Linked DNA regions of Homo sapiens: all the other regions are linked to region 2. A link is an interaction called in ENCODE POLR2A ChIA-PET data of the cell type or tissue named here. Cell type or tissue: PC-9. All regions are shown on one strand. Links, peaks and the distances in the headings refer to the core of each region. The heading gives the core; the rest is flanking DNA. Region 1 has its middle 55 kb from the start of SLC2A1-DT. Region 2 overlaps PTPRF (protein tyrosine phosphatase receptor type F). Region 3 has its middle 19 kb from the start of KDM4A.

Region 1 (6,681 bases), core at 1,052-6,051, 540 kb after region 2:
CCACCCTAAATCCAGGATGATCTTATCTTGAGATTCTTTTTGTCTTTTTGTTTGTTTGTTTGTTTGTTTTGAGACAGAGTTTCGCTTTTGTCGCCCGGGCTGGAGTGCAATGGTGCGATCTCGGCTTGCTGTAACCTCTGCCTCCCAGGTTCAAGCATTTCTCCTGACTCAGTCTCCTGAGTAGCCGGGATTACAGGGATGCGCCACCACGCCCGGCTAATTTTGTATTTTTAGTAGAGACAGGGTTTCTCCATATTGGTCAGGCTGGTCTCGAACTCCCAACCTCAGGTGATCCGTCCACCTCGGCCTCCCAAAATGCTAGGATTACAGGCGTGAGCCACCGTGCCCGGCCTCATCTTGAGATTCTTAATTACACTGGCAGATACCTATTTTGTCCAACTAGGGTCACATTCACAGGTTCCAGGGATTAGGACTTGGACATGTCTTTTGGGGGGTCACTATTCAACCCACTGCAATTTTCTTTACAAAGAGTTTCAGTGGAGAGGTGGGAGTGGAAGCCAGATTGCAGAGGATCAACAAAGAGGAGGCAAAGAAACGTAGGTGATTATTTTACATACATATTTTTTTGAGACAAGGTCTTTTTTTTTTGAGAAGGAGTCTTGCTCCGTTGCCCAGGCTGGAGTGCAGTGGTGCGACCTCACCTCACTGCAACCTCTGCCTCCCAGGTTCAACCAGTTCTCCTGCCTCAGCCTCCCAAGTAGCTGGGATTACAGGCGTGTGCCACCATGCCCGGTTAATTTTTGTAATTTTGGTAGAGACAGGGTTTCTCCATGTTGGTCAGGCTGGTCTCAAACTCCTGACCTTGTGATCTGCCTGCCTCAGCCTCCTAAAGTGCTGGGATTAGAGGAGTGAGCCACCGCGCCCGGCCTTGAGACAGTCTCCAGACTGGAGTGCAGTGGCACAATCTCAGCTCACTGCAACCTCCACCTCCCAGGCTCAAGTGATCCTCCCACCTCGGCCTCCTGTATAGTGAGTAGCTGGGACTACAGGCACACACCACCATGCCCAGCTAATTTTTTAAAAGTTTTTTGTAGACACACGGTTTCCCTGTATTGCCCAGGATGGTCTAGTATTTCTGGGCTCGAGCAATCCTCCCACCTCGGCTTCCCAAAATACTGGGATTACAGGCGTGAGCCACCAGGACCACCCTAGATGATTATTTTAGACACTTGGTTAAGAGGGGATGCAGATGAAGGGAGAAATGGAGGAGGGCTACAAGCAGAAGAGGGATTTTTGTTCCGTTTTAAAATATGGTGTATCTTTGAGTCTCTTGGGGGAAAAAAGATGAGAAAGACGGGGGAAGATCTTAAAGATATAGGAGAGGGAGGAACAATGAAGCAAGGAGCTGGCCCCAGAACTGAGTTGCCATCAATAAATCAGGGCTGAATTGATGACTCAGTAAACCCCAGGATGGGCCAGCCACAGACCAGCCACCATCAAGCAGGTCGGAACAGAGACATGGCCGGAGGAGAGAAGTGTGAGCCAAGGAGCCTCCAAGACAAGAGAAAACAAAACCAACCAAGCCTCTGGTGGAAGACCTGAGATTTGAAAAGGGATGAATCAGGATCATTCCCTGGGCAGTTTATAAACCACTTTCATCAGTTTCTCATCTGAAGCACTGATTCCTGCTGGAGGGCAGGCAGAGGAATCACAATGTTACCTGAACAGAGGAAGAAACCGAGACCCAGAAAGGCCTTGGGGCTAGTGGAGGACGCATAGGTAGTTGAGGTGTTCAGAGTTCCAGCTGAGGAGGCAGGAAGCCCAGGAAGTCCTGGGGAGGGGGGTCCTCTGTCTGACAGCAAGGAGAAGCAGTTATTGAGGCTTCCACTCAGAAATGGACACTTTTTATTTTAGTAGTTTTTGGGGTACAGGTGGTTTTTGGTTACATAGATAAGTTCTCTAGTGGTGATTTCGGACATTCTAGTTCTCCCAAGCTGTGTACATTGTACCCAATATGTAGTGTTTTATCCCTCACCCCCTCCCAAGCTTCCCACCTGAGTCCCCAAAGTCCATTATATCATTCTTATGCCTTTGCACCCTCATAGCTTAGCTCCCACTTTTTCTTTTTCCCCCAAGATGGAGTCTTGCTCTGTCACCGAGGCTGGAATGCAGTGGCGCAATCTCGGCTCACTGCAACCTCTGCCTCCCGGATTCAAGCGATTATCCTGCTTAGGCCTCCTAAGTAGCTGGGATTACAGGCATGTGCCACCACACTCGGCTAATTTTTGTATTCTTAGTAGAGATGGTGTTTCACCATGTTGGCCAGGCTAGTGTTGAACTATTGACCTTGTGATCTGCCCGCCTTGACCTCCCAAAGTGCTGGGATTACAGGCGTGAGCCAACATGCCCGGCCGCTTAGCTCCCACTTATAAGTGAGAATGTACAATATTTGGTTTTCCATTTCTGGGTTACTTCACTTAGAATAATGGCCTCCAGCTCCATCCAAGTTCCTGCAAAAGACATTATTTCATTCCTTTTTATAGCTGAGTAGTATTCCATGGTGTATATATACCGCATTTTCTTTATCCACTTGTTGATGGGCACTTAGGTCAGTTCCATATCTTTGCAACTGCGAATTGTGCTGCTAAAAACGTGTGTGCAGGTGTCGTTTTCATATAATGACTTTTTTTTCCTTTGGGTACATACCTAGTAGTGGGATTGCTGGATCACGTAGTAGATCTACTTTTAGTTCTTCAAGGAATCTCCATACTGTTTTCCATAGTGATTGTACTAATTTACATTCCCACCAGCAGTGTAAAAGTATTCCCTTTTCACCATACCCATACCAACATCTATTGTCTTTTGACTTTTTAATTATGGTCATTCTTGCATTAAGGCAAAGTGGTATCTCACTGTGGTTTTAATTTGCAAAAACTGAACACTTAAAATACTGTTGCTCTTTTTCCCCTTTTGCACTCTCCTCCCTGGGCTTCTATGAGACACATCTTCCCGGTTTTTCACCTCTTGGATCTTTCTCAAGATCCTTTCCAGAGTGCCTGTTGCTCCTCCGACCCTTTACAGTGGGCGCTGTCCAGGTACTTCTCCCCCACTAAACTGTTTCCCAGGGTGGGCTCTGGTGGCCCTGGGCTCCAATTCATACCTCTAGTCTATTCCTTCCAAACCTAATCTTCTGCCCAGCCCTGTCTCCTGAGCTCCAGATTCATATACCCAGCTGCCCACTCCCCTGTCCATCTGGGCGTCCCATGGGTACTTCAAACCCAACAGATACCAAACTGGACTCATCCCTTTTCCCCCAAAACGGGCTCCTCCTCTCATGTTCCCTGTCAGTTGCTGGCACTACCTGCCACAATTCTGCCTCTGCCTCTCCCCCAGCATCCTGTCAGTCACCAAGAGTTATCTGTCTCTTTTGGCTCATAAATATCTCATGACCTTGCCTCCCTCTCTCCATCCCCAGGCTTTGTCACCATGGCTTACCTGGACCCTACAACAGGCTCCCCCTGCCTGCTGGCCTTTCCAGTCCATCCTCCAAATGGCTACCCCATGATCTTCCTAAATCACAAAGATGATCCTCTTGCTCACCTCTTTAAAGATGTCTGTTGGCTTCTCCACTTCTGCTGGGTAAAGCACGAACTGGCATTCAAGGCCCTTGATGATCTGCCTCTGGCCATATTCTCCAGCCTTATCATGACCGCATGTATTCCACCCTCCAGCCACACCTATGATTTGCCATTTCACAAATGCCCCCCACCTTCATCTAGGTTGTTTATTCTCCTTCCCACCAGTGTCCACTTGAAGCCAGCTCAGGTATCTCCCCCTGCAAGAAGCTCTCCTGACCCTCCTTCCCATGAGTTAACTTCTCCACGTGTGCTCGCCCCCACTTCTCTCATCTGCTCACACTGTATGGTGATAGTCTACCTGCCTGTCTACCCACTAGTTGGTGCAGGGACATGTCTGGGTTCCCAGAGTGGAATCCAGGACCTCACACATGCTCTGTACTCAGTTAATGTTTCCTGGACTGTGCTGAATTGTCACAGTGTGAACCAAGCTGCCATCATTTGCAGTTTACAAATTCATTGCACCATTATTTTTCCACTCTTCTTCATGACACATAGTCAGCTCAAAATATCTTTACACAGCAAGTTTTTTTTTTTTTTCACCTTTGCATTAGATACTTGGAATATACTCCCCAAACTGGTTTCTCTTGGTCAGGGGTTGTACTTAAGTGTGTGGTTTTTATTAGAACTGCTAAATAGTTCTCCAGAAAGATTGTGTTTATTCACATCACCACTATGTATACAGGAAAGGTATGATACCTTTCCTCATCCATCATAAGGTTATTCTTTTTTTTTTTTTTTTTTGAGACGGAGTCTCACTCTGTCACCCAGGCTGGAGTGCAATGGTACGATCTCGGCTCACCGCAAACTCCGTCCCCCAGGCTCAAGCGATTCTCCTGCCTCAGCCTCCCAAGTAGCTGGGATTACAGGCATGCACCACCACACCTGGCTAATTTTGTATTTTTAGTAGAGACAGGGTTTCTCCATGTTGGTCAGGCTAGTCTTGAACCCCTGACCTCAGGTGATTCACCCGCCTCAGCCTCCCAAAGTGCTGGGATTAGAGGCGTGAGCCACCATACCAAGCAAGGTTATTCTTATAATAAAAGACAGATAAACAAGAAAAAAGCACAACAAATTTATTGAATCAAAGTTTTACATGACATAGGAGCCTTCAGAAATAAAGACCCAAAAGCCTAGAGAAAACTGTGTTTTGTGTTTAGGTTCAATGAGGAATGAACAGCCATGTGGAGATGTGATTGGACAAAGGGGCATGACCTCATGGTAATAGACTGAGCAGGGAGATCCAGCAAAGCCTATCCAGATTCTTTTTGGTCTCCTTGCGAAGCATTCCTTCCTGCAGTGTATGGGGCAGGACTGCTCTGGGATGAGGGTCTTCAAGGGGCAAGGGAAAACAGAGAGTGTAACCTTTCTAGATTTTATGGCTGGCTTAGGGGGAGAGAGGTTCTAGTTTCTATGACGTGCTTTGGGGAATAGGAATTCTGTTTTCTCTGATTTGCTTCAAGGGAGAAAGAGGAGCGGGAGACACAGGGCCTGGATATTTTGCTTCTCTTTGAGTTCAAGTACTCAGCATGCCAAAGTGCCATACATTGGGCTATCACGTTCTGAGCCTCAACACCTGCAACACTGCCAGCAGTGGGTTTTACTATTTTTTCATTCATATTTGCTACTTTAACGGGCATGCAGAGGTGATGGTCTCTTCCTTCAGGGAGGCTTCTATAATTCTAGAGAGACAGCTATGGTAGGGTGTGACAAGTGCCATAACAGAGGGGTGGGGTGTGGAGGGTAGCAGAGGAGACTGTGGGAGCCCAGGATGGCAGGGAGAGTCTAATCCAAGTTGTGGGGCTGAAGGAAAACTTCCTAAAGGAGAGGCCAGCTACCTCAGACTAATCAGGCTGATGCCTCCCACTGCCTCCGGTCTTCTATAGCATTCTTACTGCCATTGGCTTTCCTCATCTTATCTCTATCTTCTAGCTACAACAACTCAATGGGAATAGATACTTTTCCCATCTCACAAATGAGGAAACAGAGGCTCACAGGGACCACACAGCTAGAGACGGGGCTAGAACTCAAACCCAGCTCTATGTGATGTCCTTGGGCCAGTGCTCTTCCAGCCGTCCATGTTGATAAGGAACAAGGGACAGATAAGATACTTCCTAGGGATGACCAACCCGGGGAAGGGACTTTTTAGCAATTACCCTCATTCACTACAACCCTGGAGGGTGAGTAATGTCAGCCCCAGTCTATGAAGTCTAAACAACCTCCCCAAGGTCACACTGTGGTGCAAGATAGACTCTCATCCCTACAGAGGACTTCCCCTCCCTGCCACACCCATTTGAGAGGGAGCAAAATTTATGCCCCTCCCCTCTCAATTCATAAGTTGAAGTCCTAATCCCTTGTACCATAGAATATGACCTTATTTAGAGACAGGGTCTTTACAGAGGTAATCAAGTTAAAATGAAGCCGTTAGGGTGGACCCTAAACCAATATGATTGGTATCCTTATAAAAAGGGGACATTTGGGGCCAAGCGCGGTGGCTCACGCCTGTAATCCCTGCACTTTGGAAGGCCGAGGCTGGCGGATCACCTGAGGTTGGGAGTTTGAGACCAGCCTGACCAACATGGTGAAACCCCGTCTCTACTAAAAATACAAAATTAGCCAGGTGTGGTGGCATGCACCTGTAGTCCCAGCTACTTGGGAGGCTGAGGCAGGAGAATCCCTTGAACCCAGGAGGCAGAGTTTGCAGTGAGCCGAGATGGCGCCTCTGCACTCCAGCCTGGGCAATAACAGCGAAACTCCATCTCAAAAAAAAACATACACAAAAAACAAACAAAAAAAATGGCTAGGGGGCACAGAAATTTGGACAAGGAGATGGACGAGCATAGAGGAAAAAAGATGGGAAGAGACACAAGAAGAAACAAGACAAAGAACATGGGAAGCTACCAGAATTCACCTGGCATGTTCCATACCAGAGAGGCATGGAACGGATTCTCCCTTACAGCCCTCCGAAGGAACTAACCCTGCCAATACCTTAATGTAAGACTTCCAGCCTCCAGAACTGTGAGATAATACATTTTTGTTGTTTAAGCCCCTTAATTTGTAGTACTTTGTTATGGAAACCCCAGTA
Region 2 (6,681 bases), core at 667-5,666:
CACTGATTAGCCCCCACCCTGGTCACTACTTCATGTGCCGGACAGCCCTTCCCCAGAGCCTGCTCCAAGGCTGGCAACACCAGGCACTCCATCGAGACACCTGGATTCCCTGGCCCGCATGGCATAGGTGGTATGGTGCTGGCTGGACACTGAGGCCAGGTGGGAACAGACAGAAGGGACTGTGGGCTTGGTGGGGTAGGGGAGGGAGAGGAAAGGGTCCCAAGACCTCCTGCAGGCAGGTCTGGGCAGGATCCCTATCTGGTGCACCCCACCTCCTGGCCTGGCTACAGAGGAGCTGCTGAGGTCGACCACAACAGGTGCTGAGAACAGCTCAGCCAGACCATTCTGGCCACATCCAACTCTGTCGAACTTCCTGGCGGACCAACAGCTCCAAACAGGGATCCTGCGGGGTCCCAGAGACAATGAGCCCAGACACAGCATCTCCGACCTCCTGCCAGTGCCAGACTGACCCCACCACACTTCAGCTCGGGCTGCTTGCTGCCCACTCCTGCTGCTGCCCACACAGGTTGTAAGGCACACACCACCTGCTGTCCACTCCCACCCCCACACACTCCCGAGGCACACCTACACACACAGCCTGCTGCACATCACCTGCTGTGCACTCCACACACATGCACATGCATTGTCTGACATCAACACACATACACTATGTGCTGCATGTACAAGCACACAGCCTGCTGCACACCACCTGCTGTATGCACCACACACATGGCCTGCTGCACAAATATAGTGCCTGTTGCGTGTGCGCATGTACACACACACACACTGCCTGCTGCACACACACACGGCCTGATGCATACAAACACACAGTCTGCTGCACACCACCTGCTGTACACACCACAGCCTGCTGCATGCACACAAATGCACTGCCCACTGCATGCCACCTATTGTACACACACACACACACACACTGCCTGCTGCACACCATCTGCTGTACATACCATGCACACTGCTTGCTGTACACCCCTGCAAACTACCCGCTGCGCACACACACACTGCCTGATACATACACAGCCTGCTACACACCACCTGCTGGACACACACACATAAACACACTGCCTGACACATACACACAGCTTGCTACACACCACCTGCTGTACACACGCGCGCACACACACACACAGCCTGATACATACATAGCCTGCTACACACCACCTGCTGCACACCCCACAAACTACTCGCTGCACATAAAGATGCACACACACACCACACACTGCCTGATAAACACACTGCCTGCTGCACACCACCTGCTGTACAAACACACACACACACACACAGAGCCTGATACATACACACAGCCTGCCGCACACCACCTGCTGTACACCACACAAAGTACTCGCCGCATGCTGCACATAAACACACACCACACCCCGCCTGATACATACACACACTGCCTGCTGCACACCACCTGCTGTACACACACACACGCCTGCTGCACACAGTCTACTGCACACCTACTGCACACCCTTGCTGCACATAAACACACACACACTACCCGATATAAACACAGGTAGCCTGCCGCACGGCACACCGCACACATATACTGCCTGATAACACACACACACACTGCCTACTGCCCACACACTGCCTGATGCATATGCCTTGCTGTATACATAGCCCATAAGGTACTCACTACCTGCTTACCACCACACCACGCACTGCCTGACGCACACACGTGCACACAAACACTGCGCGCTGCATACACAGCCCATACAGCATGCAGTGCCTCCTGCACACACTGCCCCTTCCCCACTGCCTGATGGTAACGTGTGCGCTGACCGCTGCACACCCCGTTCTGTGCGCACAGCTTGCAAGGCAGCACCCCTGCTGCACACACTGCACCACACACTTCACACAAACACTGCCTTAAACATGGCACACAGGGCACCCACACCACACGAACAGTGCACGTTATCTGCCCTATCAATGACCCCAAGACAAGTAATGCTACCTGTACTCAGAACCCTTGGAGCTAAGCCCCCCAGGAGAAGTCCAAAACAGCTCATCTCTGCTCCACAGCTTCTTTCTTCTCCCCGCCTCCTTGTCCCTCCCAGAACCTACCCAAAGTCATCAGTGCCCTCCCCACACCACTGAATGTCTGGCGGCCTCCTGGGCTTTCCCGGCCAGTCCTTCCAGGCCTGAAATCTGCGGCCCCAGGTGAATCCATGACTTACAGACTGAGCTCCAAGACCTTCACTGCCCCTCAACCTCCTGGAGGGAAAGGCCAGGAATCCAGGCCTGCCTCCCTCCCCTCCCCCAGGGCTCCCCCTCCCTGGTGAGGGAAAATGTCAGATTCCCTGTCTCAGTGGCGGCAGCGGGCGGGTTGGAGGGGGAGTGATTCAGCCGCCGCCTCAAGAGTGCGGAGCGAGAAGAGCTTTTCCTGCCATTACCCGGCGAGGGAGAGGCTGGCGCGCTAATGGCTTCAATTACCACTCAGACAGGAACGCTGGGCGGCGGGCCCCACGCTCATCACAGCCAGGACAGGCTCACCCCGGCCAGCTTGTGCTGGGCACCCCCACCTCGTATGCAGTCCTGGCGGGGGTGTCAAGGGGAGGCCACACTGGGAATAACAATCCTGCTCAGATGCGAGGTGCAAAGGGCACGGCTGTGGGGGATTTGGGGGGGCACTCCCACGGGCTGTGGTGGGAGTGGCCCTGGAGCCACAGCAGTTGGGCCTGGTGTGACATGAGGCAAAGGCAGAGGGCACAGAACAGACTGCAGGCCTGGACTCCTTTTTGGGGGCACACTGATCTTCACCTGAGCCAGTTCACCCCAGACAGCCCTCAGCCATTCTCCAAGGAGACCAGCTCACAGGGAGAGCTGTGTGCAACTCAGGAAGGACTCTTACTTCCCCGACCCCAACTAGCTCCATCCCCTCCCCAGCCCTCCTCGTACCCTGTGGTGGCCTCCCAAGAATGGCCCTGGCTCCTGCCGGCCCCACCCCAGAGCTCCAGTCCAAGTCCAACCATCCTTTCACCCAGTTCCTGCAGGCACCCAGCTTTCTTGATCCTCCTAGGAGGGAGGGGAGGGGTGGGGTGAGGCGGGGCAGGGGGCGGGTGTTCACCCTCTGGGCTGCTTCCCTCTGGCCCTCCTGCGGCACGCCTTTCTGTCAAGCCCAATGCTGGCCAAGGTTATACAGACCAGCAGGATAAGTCAGCATTTTGTCTTCCTGGTGCTATGTTTCAGAAGCAGGAGGGGCTCACTCAGGCCCACAGCTCCACACCCTTCCCCGGAGCATGGACAGGGTCTGGGTACTTGCGCCACACTCTCCCCAGCCTCATCAGACACTTCTCACACCCCAGAAGCGCAAACATATACTGCTGGCCCCTGGTAGAGAAACCAAACGGAGGCACCTCCTGCAGGTCCTCTTTTTTTTTTTTTTTTTTGAGATGGAGTCTCCTGTCGCCCAGGCTGGAGTGCAGTGGCGCAATCTCAGCTCACTGCAACCTCCTCCTCCTGGGTTCAAGCAATTCTCCTGCCTCAGCCTCCCAAGTAGCTGGGACTACAGGCGTGCGCCACCACGCCCAGTTAATTTTGTATTTTTTGGTAGAGATGGGGTTTTGCCATGTTGGCCAGGCTGGTCTCGAACTCCTGACCTCAAGTGATGTGCAGGCCTCTGCCTCCCAAAGTGCTGGGATTACAGGCGTGAGCCACCACACCCAGCCCCTCCTGTCAGTCTGAAGTCCGTCCTCCTCACCCCAGGCCTGAAAGACCACCTCCATCCTCCTCAACCCTTTGAAAGGTAAGGCTGCCCAGGGCAGTGGCAGAGGTAAGAGGGCTCCTGACCCAGGACCTGGGGCTTAGGCGCTTTTGAAGGACTCCTCTTTCAATACTAACAAGGAGGCCCTGTTCCCCAATCTGAGAGCCTGAAAAGAAGCCCTCTGGGGCCTCTGGTCCTTCAGCCACCTCCCAAATGCCAGGGCAGGGCAGATGGCTCCCTGCTAGGACAGCTGCCAATAGGAGGACTGGGCAGCATTGAAATACTTGCCCCCAGGTCACGAGTGGGGAAACAGGTCAGAAGTGGCAGGGAGGAGCCTGAGAACACTCAGCAATCAGTGATGCTGGCCCAGGGCCTGTTCTCTGAGTTCCTATTGCACAGGTATGTCCCCCCGTGGGAGCAGGCAGTGGAGCTGCATCACCCGGATGATGCCACGCAGCACGGAGGCCAACCACCTTCAGCTCACGTGGTGAGGCCTCAAGATGTACAGCTTCCAGCCCCACAGCAACCACCACCACACTCCTGGGAAGCGCTTCATACACAGCATTCAATCTTCCAAACCAGCTTGGGTGGTAGGCATTATATCCATTTACAGATGGAGCAAATGAGGGTCAGAGGCATAGTTACTAACCCAAAGACACACGAGAAGTGAGTGGTCCAGAGTCTTAACCACTGTCCTCTATGGCTCCTCTAAGCTTGTAGAGCCCACGGACTCATACAAGACACAGATGCAAAACAGTAACCGACACTGGACGCAGTGCCTCAGGCCTGTAATCCCAGCACTTTGGGAGGCCAAGGCGGGCGAGGTCAGGAGTTCGAGACCAGCCTGGCCAACATGGTGAAACCCCGTCTCTACTAAAAATACAAACATTAGCTGGGCGTGGTGGCACCTGCCAGTAGTCCCAGCTACTTGGGAGGCTGAGGCAGGACAATCACTTGAACTCGGGAGGTGGAGGTTGCAGTGAGCCGAGATCTCACCACTGCACTCCAGCCTGGCAACAGAGTGAGACTCTGTCTCAAACAAAACTAAAAAACCCCCCAAAACCAAACAACAACAACAACAACAAAAAGAGTAACTGAATGGAGATGTGTGTGTGAACAGATAAAGCCACAGCGTAAAAATGGCCAATGTGAAAACATGTGCAGCTGTTCTTGTAATCAAAGAAATGCAAATTAAATTGAGATGCCATTTTTTGCCTATTAACTTGGCAAAAAATATTTTTTTGAAGATATTTCCCAACAGTGGGGAAGATGTGCAGGAAAGAGGCCCTCTTCTGCCCTGCTTGGCAGGAGTATGAATTGACACAATCTTCTGGAAATATCAAAAGGCTTAAAAATGCATGTGCCCTTTGACTCAGCAATTCCACTTCCATGAACCTAGAATAAGGGAATAATCAGGAAGGTGAACACATCCATCTGCAACGACGTGTATGGCACCTTATTTATAGAAACGAAAAAACTGAGAACATATGTGTCCAACAATAAGGGAATGGCTAAATAAATTAGGGTACTTGCATGTGACAGCTTACCCATAGCCATTAAGGATAATGATACAGGCTGGACGTGGTGGCTCACGCCTGTAATCCCAGCACTTTGGGAGGCCAAGGTGGGCGGATCACGAGGTCAGGAGTTCCAGACCAGCCTGTTCAATATGGTGAAACCCCGTCTTTACTAAAAATACAAAAATTAGTCACGAGTGGTGGTGCGCACCTGTAGTCCCAGCTACTCGGGAGGCTGAGCCAGGAGAATCGCTTGAACCCAGGAGGCAGAGGCTGCAGTGAGCCAAGATGGCACCACGGGACTCCAGGCTGGGTGACAGAGCTAGACTCCGTCTCAAAAAAAAAAAAAAAAAAAAAGAATAATGATACAGAAGAATATTTAGTGGCAAGGAAGATGTTAGCCATATTTTTTTTTGTTTGTTTTTAAAGCAGTCTACAAATCATCGGACAGTATGTGGTCCCATTTCTGTTCACACACACACATATATATGTATGCACAGAAAATGGGCCACGAGTAAGTAACCAAATGTTATTACTAGAGGTAAACTGAGACATTTTAATTTTTTCCTCTGTGCTATTCTATACTTTCCAATTTTTCAAAAAGGAACAGGTATCGACATCACATTCTTAAAAAGAAAGCAACAATCGGCCCGGGTGCGGTGGCTCACACCTGTAATCCCAGCAGTTTGGGAGGCTGAGGCAGGCGGATCACCTGAGGTCAGGAGTTTGAGACCAGCCTGACCAACATGGTAAAACTCCATCTCTACTAATAATACAAAATTAGCCAGGCATGGTGGCGCATGCCTGTAATCCCAGCTACTTGGGAGGCCGGGCAGGAGAATCGCTTGAACCCGGGAGGCAGAGGTTGCAGTGAGCTGAGATCACACCATTGCACTCCAGCCTGGGCAACAAGAGTGAGACTGCATCTCAAAAAAAAAAAAAGAAAGAAAGAAAGAAAAGAAAAAAAAGCAAGCAACAATCGATGCTATATTTTGAAAACATAAACACATTCAGACTGATGAATCAGTTGTGGCTGGGGTCTGATCATGTCACCCCCGCCTTGTTTGTGGCTTCCTATGTCCCTAGGAGAGTGTTCATTTCTCAGCCAGATCCTGTGTAATCTGCCCTCCAAACCTCTCCAGACTCATGCTGAATTGCTTTCTCCTTCTTCCTGTGCTCTCTAGCTCCCCCTCTGCCCTCCAGAAAACCCAAATTGAACTACTCAGAGCTCTCTGAAAGCTCCATCCTCTCTTGCTTCTGGGCCTGGGCACCTGCCTAGCTGCCAACTGCCACCCCCAACTCCCACCTGTCCTCAAGACTTGGCTTAGACACAGCTTCCTCCTCCTCGGTGCTCAGAGGACTTCAAGGTGGTCCAGGGAGTGTTTGTGAATGAATGGAGAAGCCACCAAGTGAGAGAAGACACTAAAATCCACGGACAGAGCC
Region 3 (6,681 bases), core at 663-5,662, 73 kb before region 2:
CGAGTCTTGCTCTGTCGCCCAGGCTGGAGTGCAGCGGCACTATCTCAGCTCACTGCAACCTTGCCTCCTGGGTTCAAGTGATTCTCCTGCCTCAGCCTCCCAAGTAGCTGGGATTACAGGTGCCTGCCACCATGCCTGGCTAATTTTTTTGTATTTTTAGTAGATGAGGTTTCACCACGTTGGTCAGGCTGGTCTCAAACTCCTGACCTCAAGTGATCCACCTGCCTCAGCCTCCCAAAGTGCTGGGATTACAGGCATGAGCCACCACACCCTGGCCTAGATTCTACATTTCTAAAAAGCTCCCAGGTGATGCTGACACTGATGGTCTTTGGAGTCACTTCAGCAAGGTTGTAGCCTATATGTGTGTGTGTATAATATGTTCAATTTTTCAGTATTATGAATGATGATGTAGTGAATCTTTCCCCACAGATTTTTAAATTATTTGTACAATTTTTTAATGTAAATTCCTAAACTTGTATTGCTGGGTCAAATTAAAGCATAATTTAAGGGTTTTGATAGATACTGCACATTCTCCTCCAAAAATGTAGAACCAGTTTATATTCCCACTAGCAATTTATAAGTGCCTAATTCCCTGCATCAATATTGACACATAACTCTTGCCAATTTTATAGTCAAACAGTCAAACAGTTGTCCCTCAGTATCCATGGGGGATTGCTTCCAGGACCTCCCACAGATACCAACATTTGCCCATGCTCAAGTCCCCAACATAAAATGGTGTAGTACTTGCATATAACCTATGCATATCCTCTCTTATACTTTAAATCATCTCTAGATTACTTACAATATCCAATACATTGTAAGTGCTATGTAAATAGTTATACTGTATTGTTTAGGGAATACTAACAAGAAAAAAAGTCTGTGCATGTTCACTGCAGATGAAAGTTTTCTCTAATACACATATATACATACACATACATATATACATGTACATGTATACATATATACACATGCATGTATACATACATATATACACATACACGTATACATACACATATACACATATTTATACATACATATATACATACATGTATACATACATGCGTGTGCACGCGCACACACACACACACACACACATATATATATATATATATATATATATATATATATTTTTTTTTTTTTTTTGCTCTGTGGCCCAGGCTCGAGTGCAGTGGTGCGATCTTGGCTCACTGCAACCTCCACCTGCTGGGTTCAAGTGATTCTCATGCCTCAGCCCCCGCCGAGTAGCTGGGATTACAGGCGTGTGCCACCATACCCAACGAATTTTTGTATTGTTAGTAGAGATGGCGTTTCACCATGTTAGCCAAGCTGGTCTTGAACTCCTGACCTCAAGTGATCCACCCACCTTGGCCTCCGAAAGTGCTAGGATTACAGGTGTGAGCCACTGCGCCCAGCCTTTCCTGAATAATTTTGATCTGAGGTTGGTTGAATCCATGGATGCAGAACCCATGTATACAGAGGGCCAACGGTACCTCATTCTTGTTTTGATGTATACTTCTTTTATTAGTAGTGAGGATAATAGCTTCAGTATTTTTACTGGAATTTGCCTATCTCCTTTTGAAATTGCCTATTTGTGTCCATTTTCTATTAGGGTGTTTACTTTTGTTCTTACTGATTTGAAAGAAGGCTTATCTATTAGGGTTATTTAACCCTTCAATTGTTATAAATGTTTAACATCGTGTGCTTAGGAAACCACAAGTATTTACATAAGGCTGGAGTGAAAAAGAGAAATGGACCATGTATGGAAGGTTAGACAGACCAGCAGGGACAAGGGCATCAAGTGTCAAAAGTGCCAGCCTGCCGTTGCTGGGGGACCATGGACAGGTCCCAAGTATCCTTGAATTACATCACAGCTCTCACTCTAGAACCTGGGATGGTTGCATAGGTCAGACAGCGCTTCCTCACTTTCAGCAGGGCTGGAGGAACACAGCTTTCTTTTCATCAGAAAGTTTAAGCTTCATTTAGACTCCAACCTGCTTTTCTTTGTTTTATGTTAACACATACGTGCTTCAGAAATGTTATTGTCAACTTTCTTGAGTAAAATAAATATCTGCAATAAAAATTGAGGAAGAGGAATTTTCAAAAAGTAATCTAATGTCCGTTTGGAAGAAAAATAGGGGAATGGCACTAATTTTGAAAAAATAAAAATTAGTTGTGTCAGGTAATAAAGCCACAAAAGTTAAATGAGTAGTTCACCTTAGACTGAACAGATGAATGAAACAGACTCGTGGCCCAGAAGTCGACTCTGTACATATAATAATTTATAATACAAAAAGTAGGCGGGTGTGGTGGCGGGTGTCTGTAATCCCAGCTACTCGGGAGGCTGAGGTGGGAGAATCACTTGAACCTGGGAGGCGGAGGTTGCAGTGAGCCGTCATTGCATCACTGCACTCCAGCCTGGGTGACAGAGTGAGATTCCATCTCGGAAAAAAAAAAAAAAGGCTGGGTGTGGTAGCTCACACCTGTAATCTCAGCACTTTGGGAGGCCGAGGCTGGTGGATCATGAGGTCAGGAGTTCGAGACCAGCCTGGCCAATATAGTGAAATCCTGTCTCTGCTAAAAATACAAAAATGAGCTGGGCATGGTGGTGCGCGCCTGTAGTCCCAGCTACTCGGGAGGCTGAGGCAGGAGAATTGCTTGAACCCGGGAGGCAGAGACTGTGGTGAGCCAAGATCACGCCACTGCACTCCAGCCTGGGCAACAGAGCAAGACTCTGTCTCAAAAAAAAAAAAAAAAAATCAACGTGGGTCATGGGACAAACAAACATCAGGGTAATTTGTTGCTGGACAGCCTTTCTCCTTCAACAATTGCTTAATACAGAACTAGCAGCAATGTCTTCACAAGTTTCTGAGGAAAATTATCTTGTATAAGGAAGCCCAGACCAGACAAAGTTAAAATGGAGTGTGAATGTAAAAGATATTTTCACGGCCGAGCACGGTGGCTCACGCCTGTAATCCCAGCACTTTGGGAGGCCGAGGCGGGTGGATCACGAGGTCAGGAGATCGAGACCATCCTGGCTAACAAGATGAAACCCCGTCTCTACTAAAAATACAAAAAATTTAGCCAGGCGTGGTGGCAGGCGCCTGTAGTCCCAGCTACTCAGGAGGCTGAGGCGAGAGAATGGCGTGAACTGGGGAGGTGGAGCTTGTAGTGAGCCGAGATTGCGCCACTGCACTCCAGCCTGGGCAACAGAGCAAGACTCCATCTCAAAAAAAAAAAAAAAAATTTTCAGACATGCGAGAACCAGAAAGTTTATAATGCTCTGTGAAAAAATTATGTGAGGGGGAGTACTCTATCAACGTGAAAAAGAATCCAAGAAAGACTGTCATGTGGTGCAAGCGGTGGTGGCAGGTGAATATGATCCAGAAGTGAAGAACATAGAAAAAAAAATAAAAGTTTGAAATTGTTTGAAGTTTGTTTGAAATTGATGTTTGAAAGATTTTTCATAAACATACAATTAAAATGCTGTGTATTGGTTTTCAATTTTTAGAATGAAAGAACTAATTATATTAGCAGAACAGAAAGTATTGGAAGCCTTGACAATGTGAAATAACAAAAAATCGTAGTTGGAGGAGGGAGAAGGGAGAATCAAGGAAAGTGAGCTAATTTTCTCATTCTTGAGAGAGGGTAATCAATAGATACTGCCAAAAGGTGATAAATCAAGAAACAGATGTTTAAATATAGTGTTTAGCCGGGTGCAGTGGCTCACGCCTGTAATCCCAGCACTTTGGGAGGCTGAGGTGGGCTGATCACCTGAGGTCAGGAGTTCGAGACCAGCCTGACCTACATGGAGAAACCCTGTCTCTACTAAAAATACAAAATTAGCTGGGCATGGTGGTGCATGCCTGTAATCCCAGCTACTTGGGAGACTGAAGCAGGAGGATCACTTGAACCCGGGAGGTGGAGGTTGCAGTGAGACGAGCTGGCGACACTGCACTCCAGCCTGGGCAACAAGAGCGAAACTCTGTCTCAAAAATAAATAAAGTGTTTAAAGTCATGAAAGGAACTCTAGAAGAATTAAAAGTAATAATATATCTAACAAAATCAGGAGGTAGTGGTAGGAGATCATGTAAGTTGACTAAATTCCACACATTTTATAGCCAAGGAGCCAACAGGCACCATCTATTAATGGCATGTGATGGTTGCCACTGAAAGAATTAAAATCAGAAATTGCAGGAAATGAAACTAGAGTTGGGGAGAGGAGGAAGAAAAGCTGACCTTTTATTTTGGACCCTTCAAGACTGAATCTTTTTTTTTTTTTTGAGACGGAGTCTCGCTCTGTTGTCCAGGCTGGAGTGCAGTGGCGTGATCTCAGCTCACTGCAAGCTCCGCCTCCCAGGTTCATGCCATTCTCCTGCCTCAGCCTCCTGAGTAGCTGGGACTACAGGTGCCCACCACCACGCTCGGCTAATTTTTTTTTTTTTTTTTTGTATTTTTAGTAGAGACGGGGTTTCACCGTGTTAGCCAGGATGGTCTTGATCTCCTGACCTCGTGATCCACTCGCCTCGGCCTCCCAAAGTGCCGGGATTACAGGTGTAAGCCACCGTGCCTGGCCCTGAAACTTTTTTTTTTTTTTTTTTTTGAGACTGAGTTTCGCTCTTCTTGCCCAGGCTGGAGTGCAATGGCGCGATCTTGGCTCACCGCAACATCCGCCTTCTGGGTTCAAGCAATTCTCTTGCTACAGCTTCCCAAGTAGCTGGGATTACAGGCCTGCACCACCACGCCTGGATAATTTTGTGGTTTTAGTAGAGACAGGGTTTCTCCATGTTGGTCAGGCTGGTCTCCTACTCCCGACCTCAGGTGATCTGCCCGCCTGGGCCTCCCAAAGTGTTGAGATTAGAGGCGTGAGCCACTGTACCCGGCCTCTGAATCATTTTTATTTGTTTTATCATATGCATCCACTTATTTAATAAAAAAGCTATATTGATAACCATTTTTAAAATTATGGGACATCCATAACAGAATAGTATATAGCAGTTAAAAAAATGAGCTCCTGGCTGGGCGCAGTGGCTCACGCCTGTAATCCCAGCACTTTGGGAGGCCCAGGCAGGCGGATCACGAGGTCAGGAGATCGTCCATCCTGGCTAACACGGTGAAACCCGGTCTCTACTAAAATACAAAACATTAGCTGGGCGTGGTGGCAGGCGCCTGTAGTCCCAGCTACTTGGGAGGCTGAGGCAGGAGAATCGCGGAACCCAGAAGGCGGAGCTTGTAGTGAGCTGAGATCGCGCCACTGCACTCTAGCCTGGGCAACAGAGTGAGACTCCGTCTCAAAAAAAAAAAAAAAAGCTCCTGACATGGAAAGCATATATTTAAATGAAATGGGCAACTTGCAGCAAGATATGAATAATATCATTCTAGTTACATAAAATACGAAGTTTCTTATACATGTTTGTATATTCATAGAAAATGCCCAGGAGGATATAGACTAAACTGTTAACAGTGACTCTCCTCTAGGGAGTTGGCAGGAGGAAAGAGAATGAGGACTTCAAAGTTGCACACCTGGATCCCAGTCAAAAGGTTTCTGTTGTTGCTTTAATAAATAAAAAAAAAATTTTTGTTTTTTAAAATGAAAGTATTGGCTGGGCGCAGTGGCTCATGCCTGTAATCTCAGCACTTAGGAAGGCCGAGGCGGGCGGATTACCTGAGGTCAGGAGTTCGAGACCAGCCTGGCCAACGTGGTGAAACCCCGTTTCTACTAAAAATACAAAAAATTAGCTGGAGGTAGTGGCGTGCACCTGTAATCCCAGCCACTTGGGAGGCTGAGGCAGGAGAATTGCTTGAGCCTGGGAGATGGAGGTTGCAGTGAGCCGAGATCATGCCACTGCACTCCAGCCTGGCCAACAGAGACTGTCTCTAAATAAATAAATAAATAAAATAAATAAATCAATAAATAAATAATAAAATAAAAAAATATGAAGTCTTCAGGTCGGGTGTGGTGGCTCATGCCTGTAATCTTAGCACTGTGGGATGTTGAGGCGGGCGGATCACCTGAGGTCAGGAGTTCGAGACCAGCCTGACCAACATGGCAAAACCCCATCTCTACTAAAAATACAAAAATTAGCCAGGCATGGTAGCAGGTACCTGTAATCCCAGCTACATGAGGCTGAGAATCGCTTGAACCCAGGAGATGGAGGTTGCAGTGAGCAGAGATTTGTGCCACTGCACTCCAGCCTAGGAGACAGAACGAGACTCCGTCTCAAAAAAAAAAAAAAAAAAAAAAAGAATAAATAAATAAATAAATAAATAAAGTCTTCATAGAAAATTTGGAGAATTACAAAGAACAAGTCACCTATCCTCATAACCTTCTGGTATATTTCCTTCCAAATATATTTTTCTTTTTTTTCTGAGACGGAGTCTTGCTCTGTCGCCCAGGCTGGAGTGCAGTGGTGTGATGTCGGCTCACTGCAACCTCTGCCTTCTGGGTTCAAGCGATTCTCCTAACTCAGCATTCCGAGTAGCTGGGAATACAGGTGCGTGCCACCATGCCCAGCTAATTTTTGTATTTTTAGTAGAGACGGGGTTTCACCACGTTGCCCAAGATGGTCTCAATCTCTTGACCTCGTGATCTGCCTGCCTCCACCTCCCAAAGTGCTGGGATTACAGGCGTGAGCCACTGCGCCCGGCCCCAAATATTTTTTTCTCAATGCATCTGACGATTTC

The links. ChIA-PET counts read pairs that join two places held together with the same protein. Peaks named below come from ENCODE experiments on the same cell type or tissue, not always from the same donor. Only the 100,000 strongest peaks of a DNase experiment are listed, where the experiment ranks them.
Region 1: POLR2A ChIA-PET joins it to region 2 with 6 read pairs; 1 of 35 experiments calls an interaction of 5 or more read pairs at or near these places.
Region 3: POLR2A ChIA-PET joins it to region 2 with 8 read pairs; 7 of 35 experiments call an interaction of 5 or more read pairs at or near these places.

What each region holds. Positions count from the first base shown.
Region 1 is chr1:43,010,275-43,016,955 of GRCh38, reverse strand. No RefSeq gene overlaps it. Among named protein-coding and RNA genes, the nearest start is that of SLC2A1-DT, 55 kb to the right of the region's middle. In PC-9, for the core only: no CTCF peak of the experiment used is centred there; a DNase peak (open chromatin) is centred at 4,175; H3K27ac peaks cover 1,055 bases.
Region 2 is chr1:43,554,357-43,561,037 of GRCh38, reverse strand. All of the region lies in intron 5 of PTPRF (protein tyrosine phosphatase receptor type F), which reads right to left. Among named protein-coding and RNA genes, the nearest start is that of PTPRF, 27 kb to the right of the region's middle. RefSeq lists enhancers at 1-372, 2,685-3,262, 3,263-3,840. In PC-9, for the core only: no CTCF peak of the experiment used is centred there; DNase peaks (open chromatin) are centred at 3,167 and 4,027; H3K27ac peaks cover 1,985 bases.
Region 3 is chr1:43,627,460-43,634,140 of GRCh38, reverse strand. No RefSeq gene overlaps it. Among named protein-coding and RNA genes, the nearest start is that of KDM4A, 19 kb to the left of the region's middle. In PC-9, for the core only: no CTCF peak of the experiment used is centred there; no DNase peak of the experiment used is centred there.